Regions from separate parts of the Homo sapiens genome. Here region 1 is linked to region 2. Evidence: read pairs that join two places in POLR2A ChIA-PET (ENCODE). Cell type or tissue: OCI-LY7. All regions are shown on one strand. Links, peaks and the distances in the headings refer to the core of each region. The heading gives the core; the rest is flanking DNA. Region 1 overlaps MRPL1 (mitochondrial ribosomal protein L1). Region 2 has its middle 19 kb from the start of BMP2K-DT.

Region 1 (5,395 bases), core at 67-5,066, 840 kb after region 2:
TCATTTATTGACCCCTGTTCTAGATATCTTCCTTTTATCCAAAATAAGGACGCTTAATAGGCATGTGATACCGTCATACCGTCAGTGCCCTTTTATCTGCTGCACTCATTCTATATCAATTTGTCATAACATATTGGCTACAGACACACACACACACACACACAAATACCACATCTTCAATATTTTCAACTGCATAATAAGAATAATTTCACTCAAGGAAACCTCATTAAATTGCTGTAAAATCATTTCTAAATTTTTAACTATAAGATAATTCTAATAATAAAATTTACGAAACAATTATTTTGCATAATACAATGGTACAGTTTTTTACTACTTTGTAAAACTAAAACCTTGTTTTACTTTTCTAAAACTTGACATACTGCACGTTTTTAATTAATGTTATAGAGGCATACTTTGCATATATTATTTACCATTTTCTGATGTAAAATTCAATGTTTCTTAGTAGGTTGATCGAGTTGTGCAACCATCACCATAAATCAGTTTGAAAACATTATCACCCCAATATGACCATGCACACTTAGCATTAATACCTGTTTCCTCCCACCCCTCCTATGCAACTACTAATCTACTTTTTGTCTTTATACTTTTGCTTTTTCTGAATATTGCATATAAATGGTATCATACAGCAAGTAGTTTCTGTGTCTGGCTTCTTTCCCTGAGCATAATATTCTTGAGGTTTATCCATGTTGTACCATGTATCCTTAGTTTATTCTTTTTTATTGCTACATAGTATTCCATTGGATATCCTCCACATTCTTAATGCCTACAATTCACTAAGCTTTGACTTATGTATACACACATGCAACAATCACCAGTCAGAATAACATAACAATCACTTCCAAAATTTACTGTGTGCCTTTGTAATTCTTCCTTCCTGCCCCTCTTCACCCACCTCTGACCCCAAGGCAACCACTGGTCTGCTTTCTGTCATCATACATTAGTTTGCATTTGCCAGAATTTTATACAAAAAGAATCATACAGGATGTGCTCCCTTTTTTCTAACTTCTTTCACTCAGCAAAATTATTTTGAAATCCATCAGTATGGTAGAATGTATCAACTTTATTTCTTTTTATTACTGAAGAATTTTTTTTATATTCACCTGCAGTGAACATTTGGAAATTTTCCAGTTTGGGGCTATCACAGATAAATCTGATATGAACCCTTGCTTACAGGTCTTTGTATGGACACATGTTTTCATTTCTCCTAAGTATCTAAAAGTGGAATAGCAGGATCATATAGTAGGCGGATGTGCAACTTTAAGAAACTGCCAAATTGTTTGCCAAAGAGGTTGCATCATTTAACATACCCACAAACGCTGTAAGAGTGCTCAAGTCCCACCGCATCCTTACAGCAGTTGGTATGGCCAGTCTTTTTAACTTTATTCATTCCAAATAGATGTGTGTTATCCCATTGTGGTTTTCATTTACATTTCCTAAAGATTAAAGATGCTGAGCATCTTTCCATGTGTTTGTCATCTATATATCTCCATAGTGAGGTGTGTTCATGTTTTCTGATTTTTAAAATTGGGTAGTTTTATTATTGAGTTTTTGACAGTTCTTTATATATTTTGAATTTATCAGATACATGATTTTCAAATATTTTTCCCAGTCTGTAATTTGTCTTTTCTTTCTCTTAACAGTGTCTTTTAAAGAGTAGAAGCTTTTAATTTTTATAGGGTGATTTATCAATTTCTTCTTTTATGGATCATGCTTTTCATGTCTTATCTAAGAAACATCCCCTAACCCAACTTTTTCTTCTCAAAGTTTTATAATTTTAGGCTTTACATTTAGGTCTTTGATTCATTTTTACTTAATTATTATATATGTCTTGAAGTATTGGTTGAATTTCATTTTATGACATATAGACATCCAACTGTTCCAGTACTGTTTGTTGAAAGAACTATCCTTTCTCCAGAAAAAATGCCATTGTACCTTGTGGAAAATCAGTTGTCCATATATGCATGTTTTGTCTTTCTTTCTGGACTCTCTATTCTATTCCATTAACTGTTTTCTTTTGATGTCAATACCACATTGTCTTAATTACTGCAGCTTTATAAATCTTGAAATCAGGTAGACTTCCAACTTTGTTCTTTTTCAAAAAAGTTGTCTTAGCTATTCTAGATACTTTGCATTTTTCTATGAATTTTAGAATCAGCTAGTCAGTTTCTACAAAACTGTTGACTGGTACTTTGAGAATGCTATGAATCTATAGATTACCTTGGGGAAAATTGATATTTTTAACAATATTGAGTCTACTGATCCATAAACAAGGTATATAGTCACCATTTATTTAGATTTTTTATTTTTCTTAACCATGTTTTAAAGTTTTCGGTGTATGGATCTTCCACATCTTTGTCAGATTTACCCCTAAGTATTTAATATATTTGCTATTACTACAAATGGCATTTGTTGCTTTTTCATTTCAATTTCTAATTGTTCCTTGCTGTTATACAGAAACATTTTTGTACATTGAGCTTCTACCTTCAACCTTAGTTAACTCACTTCGTTGTTCTAGTAGCTAGAACATGTAATCTGTGAATAATGACAGTTTCACTTCTTCCTTTCTAATCTAGTTGACTTTTTATTTCTGTTTCTTGCCTGATTGCGCTAACTAGAAGCCCCAGATCAATGTTGAAAAGAAGCAGTGGTGAGACGGATGTCCTTGTCTTGTTCCTGATCTTAGGAGAAATGCAACATTCAGTGTTTCACCACTAAATATGATGTCAGCTTTGACTTTTCTTAGACACTCTTTTCAGGTTAAGGACATGGACTTCTATTCCTAGTTTGCTGAGACTTTTTAATCAGAAACAGATGTTGGATTCTGTCAGATGCTTTCTCTGCATCCACTGCAATGCTCATATGGCTTTTGTTTTTTACTTTCTTAATATGGTGAACTGTAATGATTAATTGTTGAATGTTAAACTAACCTTGCATTCCTAGAATAAACCCTACTTGAGCATGATATGTTACCCTTTTTATATATTGCTGGATTCTATTTGCTAAAATTTAGTTTGCAATTGTTACATCTATGTTCACGAATGATACTGCATTGTGGTTTTCTTTGTCTGGTTTTGGTATCAAATAATGCTGACTGTTTTAGGTAGGAGGATAAATTAGGTCCCTGTTACTCCCCCTTATCCAGAAGTACTCTGCTAAATGGTTATTATGTTATTATCTCATCTATTCCTTCCTAGCTTAGAAGGTACATATTATTACCATGATTTTATATACAGGAGAAATGGGAAATGGGGAAAAATTGAGGCTCAGAGAGCAAGGGGGTACAGCTCTTTCTAGCTGGAACAAGGGTTTGAATCAAGACAACAGGAATCTAAAACCCACTCTCAACATCCTTCTATACTGCAATACTAAGTGTTCAAAAAAAAACTCTTTAAACACATAATTTCTTTTTCATTAAGAAATTATATCTCCTCTGATCTACTACTTAGTGATCTACTACTTAGTGATTAAGACCTATGTCTTAATCACTATGGTATTTGTTGAAAGAAATGAATGCGATGTCATGGTTTCTTATATTCTGAGTCAGGATCTACATAAACTATTAACTACTAAATATACTGAAAACATTACTTAAGACAGATTTAATCCAGCTAAAAAGAGCCTTATAAGGATATTCCACAGTCCCAAAAGGCCAACCAAAACAATAACAATAGATGTTACCATTTTAAAATTTTATGTAATCTTCAAAACCACATAGTGAAAGAAGTACTATTATACACATTTTATAGATGAGGAAATTTGAGACACAACAACATTAAGAAACTTCCTTAAAATCTGCCATCTCTGAAGTAGCTGAAAAGGTAGGTATTCAAACTCAAGTCTCTACAACTTCAGAATAGACTCTTAAAATTTGTATTTTATGTTTCATTTGTTTGGTTTTTCAATTACAATGTTGTCAACCCTAAGAAACAAGAAGTACTGTCAAAGGCCTTTTGGGGAACAAGGAAATTCCAACATTAGACTGGAGCAGAGCTCAGTGCCAAATAAATTGGAGCTGAGCTTTGATGATAATGATGGCAAGCTGGGGTTTCCCCAACTAGATTAAACCTGCTTTGCTCCATTTCTAAAGCAAGTTTTTTTGTTTTTTGACCATAAAACTAGCTGAGAAGCCTAGCATGGTGGCATACATCTGTAGTCCCATCTACCCAGAAGGCTAAGGGAGGATTATTTCAGCATAGGAGTTTGAGGCCAGCCTGGGCAACATAGCACCCAGCTTTTTCTTTACTTTCTGGTTTGGTTTGTTTTCTTTGAGACAGGGTCTCACTCTGCAACCTTGGTGATCCCAGGGATCGCCTCAGCCTCCCAAGTAGCTAGACTACAGGTGCATGCCACCACACTCAACTAATTTTTTTGTATTTTTTATAGAGATGGGGTTTCACCACGTTGCCTAGGCTGTGTCACTCAGCTTTTTCTATATTTCTGATGACCTGCAGTGGGCACAGCTCAATGAGCTTGGACTACTAGCTATAATGCAGAATTCCCCTTAAGAGTAAGATGGGAAGGCAAAGAGAAAGAATAATAGCTATTCAAATAATTCCAGTCATGAGGCAAGATGGTATAGGGATAAAGAGCCTGGACTTGAGGAAACTGCCAAAGTTCAAATGCTTATTCTGCCTCATAGTAGCTGTGAGACCTTGGAAAAGTTACTTAACTTCTCTGGGCTTGCATGCCTTCATCTATAAGACAGGGGTGATCATTTTACCTCTCATATGGCTAACAATTAAAAGACAGAATATACAAAAATTGTTTAGAATAGCAACTGACACTTGGTAGGTCCTGTTTAAATTTTGCTATCAATTTATCAATTACTGTTATTCCTATAGTAAATGAACAAGAAAAAAATTACATATGTTGGATAGGCACTTTAGAGATTCTTTAGTATAAATAACTTTAATGTTTGTAATGACAATATATTTTAAAACACAGTCCTAGAAATGTGGCATATCTACATTAGTATCCTAAAAATGGCTTTGGAAACTGATTTCCAGCATCTTCTAAAAGCAGGCAAACAATTTTAAAAACACTAGCAGAGAAAATTGGACATAATTCATTAAAATAAAGCAAATTACTCAATTCCACTAAAGTAGTATTGAACACCTACTATGTGCTCAGCATTATGCAATCTTGATTAGGGGGACATACAAAATCTAAACCCTATTCTCAATAAGCTTAAAATATAATACATAAATACAAAAGTGTATACATACAACAGATAAATAAGGCAAAGTACAAGTAAATGTGAGAGTAGCACATAACTCTGGAAGAAATTCTCAAGTACCATTAAAATTTATGAGTTTAATTTATAGAATAAAAAAAGTATCTATGCGTATGTTTAATGCCATTCTTAATGCTAGTG
Region 2 (5,395 bases), core at 339-5,338:
TGCTTTTAGTGTTTTAGGCATGAAGTCCTTGCCCATGCCTATGTCCTGAATGGTATTGCCTAGGTTTTCTTCTAGGGTTTTTATGGTTTTAGGTCTAATGTTTAAGTCTTTAATCAATCTTGAATTAATTTTTGTATAAGGTGTAAGGAAGGGATCCAGTTTCAGCTTTCTACATATGGCTAGCCAGTTTTCCCAGTACCATTTATTAAATAGGGAATCCTTTCCGCATTTCTTGTTTTTGTCAGGTTTGTCAAAGATCAGATAGTTGTAGATATGTGGCATTATTTCTGAGGGCTCTGTTCTGTTCCATTGGTCTATATCTCTGTTTTGGTACCAGTACCATGCTGTTTTGGTTACTGTGGCCTTGTAGTATAGTTTGAAGTCAGGTAGCGTGATGCCTCCAGCTTTGTTCTTTTGGCTTAGGATTGACTTGGCGATGCGGGCTCTTTTTTGGTTCCATATGAACTTTGAAGTGTTTTTTTCCAATTCTGTGAAGAATGTCATTGGTAGCTTGATGGGGATGGCATTGAATCTATAAATTACCTTGGGCAGTATGGCCATTTTCACGATATTGATTCTTCCTACCCATGAGCATGGAATGTTCTTCCATTTGTTTGTATCCTCTTTTATTTCATTGAGCAGTGGTTTGTAGTTCTCCTTGAAGAGGTCCTTCAGGTCCCTTGTAAGTTGGATTCCTAGCTATTTTATTCTCTTTGGAGCAATTGTGAATGGGAGTTCATGTTCAACTTTAATAAATTTAAATGTAAATACTCCCATATAGTTACCAGTTCTACCCATTGGACAACACAGATCTAGATATTGTTCTTTCAGAAGGTTCAGTAATAACTATCTAGTTATTTAACATTTGTAAGGAATAAAATATATTACAGGAGCTTCTATATCTAGGAAGACAAAGCAGAGGTGCTTTTTTCTATTGCTGTTTCCTTATTTTCCCCTGAACATTATATATAAAACAAACATAAGAAGACTCTGAAAGGTGGAGAGAGGGCAGACCTGCTAGGGACCTTTGGACCCATGGAACAACATAGCAGTGAGTTTACTGGATTTTAGTTTTTGTTTTTTTTTTCTCCTTATATATTCTAGACTTAAAGCTGAAGAAGCAAGCAACCTAGGATGACAATGGCCAAGACCAAAAAAGCTTACTTTCTCTAGCCAAAGGACCAGGAAATAGGTACCCTCGTAAGGCAAAAATTTTTGACACTGATTGCTGTACTTCAGTCAAACTGTGACCCCCATCCCCACCCATATCAGTAAAAGCTTAAGTGGGGACCCTGGACTTCCATTTTTGTAAGGTTATAAGGATACAGTCAGATTTTCCAAGGACCTATAGAAGTTCCAATAGAAACCAGGTCTTTCATCCCCACTTTTCTGTAAGGAGTGCTCTATCCCCGTTTAGTATCAATGGGGACCACATGTGGGGCCTGGATTTCCATCCTCTCCTTGCAGTAACAAGACATCCCTTCCCATCCCCACTGAGGTCATATCTGAGAAAGTCTAGTGGAAAGTCAGGCCTTTTATGACCACTCAGCAGTAATGAGGCCACCCACCTGTGATGCCAGTGGAGACCATGTGGGGAGATGGGACTTCTACTCCACCAGCATTCATGAGGAGCCTGCCCCCATCAGAGGACAATGGAAACAAAGTAGGAAATGTTGACTTCTACCCCTGCCTGGCTGTAAGGAGGTGGTGCCCACACTTCTCCTGCCAGGGTGGTATCAGATAAAGCCAGTTAGAAGATAAAATTAAAATAAGATCCAGAATCTCGTAATGCAAAAATATTCAGGTTTTCTTCAAAAATTCCTACTCATATAAAGGAGGAATATTTCAGACTGATATTTTTATTTCAGGTATTCCATAATAAATGAGCCTCAATTGAATAAATGAATCTCAAACTCAAATGAAAAAAAAGGCAATCAATAGATGTCAATGCTGAGATAACAGAGATGTTAGAATAACCTAACAGAGATTTCAAAGCAGCCGTGATTTTTTAAAAATAAAAGCTTCAATGAGCAATTATAACACACTTGAAACAAATGTAAAAATAGAAAACCTCAGAAATTAAATAGAAGACACCAAGAAGAACCAATTGGTTAATTTAGAAAATTGTGGGAGAAATACAATAACCAAAATAAAAAACTCAGTAGATGGGCTCAACAGTAGAATGTAGAGGACAGAGGAAATAATCAGTGAACTGAAAGAAAATATTTGCAAACCACATACTCAACAAGGAACTAGCATCTGGAATATATAAAGAACTTACAAAATTCAATAGTAAAAAAACTGACAGTCCAATTGCAAAATGGCCGAAATATATGAACAGACATTTCACCAGAAGGGCATAAGAAAGCAAATGAAAAGATGTTCAGTATCATTAACCATCACAAAAAGATGCATTTAAACCACAATGCAATAGTAATACACACTTATCAGAAGAAAAAAAGTGACAACACCAAAAGCTGGCAAGAATGCAGAAAGTGAATTATTTGTACATTCCTGGTGGGAATGTATAACCACTCTGCAAAACAGTTTGACAGTGTCTTTAGAAACTAAATGTGCAATTACCATACAACCCAGCAATTGTAACCCTGAGCACTCATCCCAAAGAAAGGAAGTCTAAGCTCACAGAAAAAAACTGTGCATGAATATTTATTTATAGTAGCTTTATTCATAATGGCCAAAAACAAAAACAACCAGATGTCCTTTAACAGGTGAAGGTTAAACAAATTATAGCAGATCCATACTATTGGACACTATTTAATAAAAAGGAAGAAAGTAGTGATACACTCCACAACTTATATGAATCTCCAGAGAATTATTCTGAGTGAAAAAGCCAATCCCAAAAGGTTACATGCTGTACGGTTTCATTTATATAACATTTTTTGCGATGACGAAACTATAGAAATGGAGAACATACTAGTGGTTCCCAGGAATTAAGGAGGTATTGGGGGAAAGAGGGAAATAGGTTAGCTGCAAAAGGGCAACATGAGAGATCCTTGTGGTTTCAGAAATATGCTATATGTTCACTTATGTCAGTGTGGATTCTCTGGCAGTAATACTGTACAATAATTTTGCAATATCTTATTGTTGGAGGGGTTCCCTCTGTATTGTTTCTTTTTTTCTATTTCTTTCTTTCTTTTTTTTTTTTTTTTTTGAGACAGGGTCTCACTCTTTTGCCCAGGCTAGAGTGCAGTGGTGTCATCATGGCTTACTGCAGCCTTGAACTCCAGGACCCAAGTGATCCATGTCCAGCTAATCTTTTACTTTTTTGCAAGGACAGGGTCTCTCTATGTTGCCCAGGCTTGTTTCAAATTCCTGAGCTAAAGCTATCCTCCTGCCTCAGCCTCCCAAAGTAGAGGAATTGCAGGTGTGAACCACTGCAATCAGCCTCTGTATTATTTCTTACAACTGCATGTGAATCAGAATTATCTCAAAATTAAAAGTTTAATTAAAAGTAAATAAACAAATACGTCTCATGAGCCAGTCCACGTTAAGCATTAGAATTATTCAAGTTTAGGATTTTGGTTTATTTTTTAATGTAATAAAGTAGGACTTTTAAAAATCCTTTCACTTCTAGCTGCCAATTAAAAACAGATTCAACTTAGTTGTATTTATCTGTAATTTGTCAAGCAGAGCACAGAACCATGATATTAGATTGTTTCTCTCCCACTGGTACCCATTTTCACTTTTGGATTTACTCGTGGTTTTGATTGTTAGAGGTTTCTACTTCACTTATCATCCAAATTTTGTTTTAATAAACAATTGGCAGTCTAAATAGAAAAAATCACTAGTTTCTTCATAAGAGTTGCTCAGTAAAACAAGTCTTATCATACTACTTATTCCTTTATTCAACAAAGATTTATTGAGTGCCAATTATGTGCCATGCACTATTGGGAAAACAGTAGAAAACAAGACAAATCTCCCTATCTTCATGGAGTGTATACATTCTAGAAGGAAGATATATACTGATAATTAAAATATAGAGAATGTCAGATGGAGATAAGTGCTACAGGAAAAAAACTGCAGCAAAAAGGACTGTGGAATGAAGGCGGTCAGGTACATTATTAGTGTGATCAAGAAGACGATTGTCTTACTTCTAATGATGAACAATCATACTGTAGCAGAATTAAATATAAATTTTCCAAAGAAGATTATAATTCACAGTAAAAGAGAATGAGTATAGAACAGGAATTTGCAAGTTTTCCTTCACTGTGATGCATGTGACTGATGACATTCATATGTGTCACACACTTCCATAGGTAAACCAGTGAGACTTCTTGTGTGCTATGTGTAATTGCTGGTATCTGGCTGTAATCCTCCTTATTTTCTCTCAGAAAGATCAGCTCAAAAAAATCGATGAGTGAGAATGTATGTTATTACAGTAGTCTTAAATTTGAATGTTTAAATCACATGTTTAAAAAATGTACTCTATTGCTTTCAGTAAACAACTGATTTTAACACATCTGCATATTGAATCATGGACAGTGAGAGTAATAGTAATTGTAGGTGTATAGCAATATCCCTTTTCACAGATATTCCTAGGGAATATGCAATTATAACATGGATCTTACAAGCAGGGAAAGATGAGATGCAAGGCAAAAACTGTAAAAGTCAATTTTAGAAAAGCTTCAAATCAGCACTGTTGATGAATACTTCAACAGGAGCTGAAATTTTGGCATTAAAGTAAGTGAATACTCAGTGGACTGGATGACTGAATTTCTCTACCTGAGTGAGCAAATTTTCCTGGCTTAAAAGTAAAATAAATCAATTGTTATTATATTGCTATTTAGTATTACTATTCACTGGTTCAAAAACATTGCAGGTGAGAAAATATCAAGCCATGAATTGCATCCAACCAAACAAAGCCCAAGGTAACATACTTCTCATCATAGGAATTATTTTCTTTTCAATGTAATGAACATCTCTAAAATGTCCACTATGGGCTAGGCACTGTGTTATGTACTTGAGGCCAAAAGAAAATTAAGATCGTTGTTTATTGATTTAAAATAGATCTCATTTTTATGGATTAATAAACAGTCCAACAGCGTTGGCCTTGATGTCTTCTACACAGTAGATCTAAAAAATATTTGATGAATGATAATGTCAAATAGGTCATTTCCATTTGAGGGCATGAGTGAAGTATGGGACAGGGGTTAAGTGAAGAGTCCCTTGGCCCCATACTTAGTGCTGGTCATCTCCAGCAATCCTAATTCCTCTGTGAAGTGGTCCTCAAACTACGGGATTCTACCCTTTCTAGTTTCACAAAAATAGGTGCTTAGCTTAATATATTATTGCTGGACAAATGAAGAAATGAGTCTAGCTTCCTGGCTAGAGGGTAATCCTGTAACCCACATCAAAATCTGCCTGATCTGTTTTA

Evidence for each region. Peaks named below come from ENCODE experiments on the same cell type or tissue, not always from the same donor. Only the 100,000 strongest peaks of a DNase experiment are listed, where the experiment ranks them.
Region 1: POLR2A ChIA-PET joins it to region 2 with 9 read pairs; 2 of 35 experiments call an interaction of 5 or more read pairs at or near these places.

What each region holds. Positions count from the first base shown.
Region 1 is chr4:77,909,479-77,914,873 of GRCh38, reverse strand. All of the region lies in intron 7 of MRPL1 (mitochondrial ribosomal protein L1), which reads right to left. Among named protein-coding and RNA genes, the nearest start is that of MRPL1, 49 kb to the right of the region's middle. In OCI-LY7, for the core only: no CTCF peak of the experiment used is centred there; a DNase peak (open chromatin) is centred at 2,573; H3K27ac peaks cover 781 bases.
Region 2 is chr4:78,753,924-78,759,318 of GRCh38, reverse strand. No RefSeq gene overlaps it. Among named protein-coding and RNA genes, the nearest start is that of BMP2K-DT, 19 kb to the left of the region's middle. In OCI-LY7, for the core only: no CTCF peak of the experiment used is centred there; no DNase peak of the experiment used is centred there.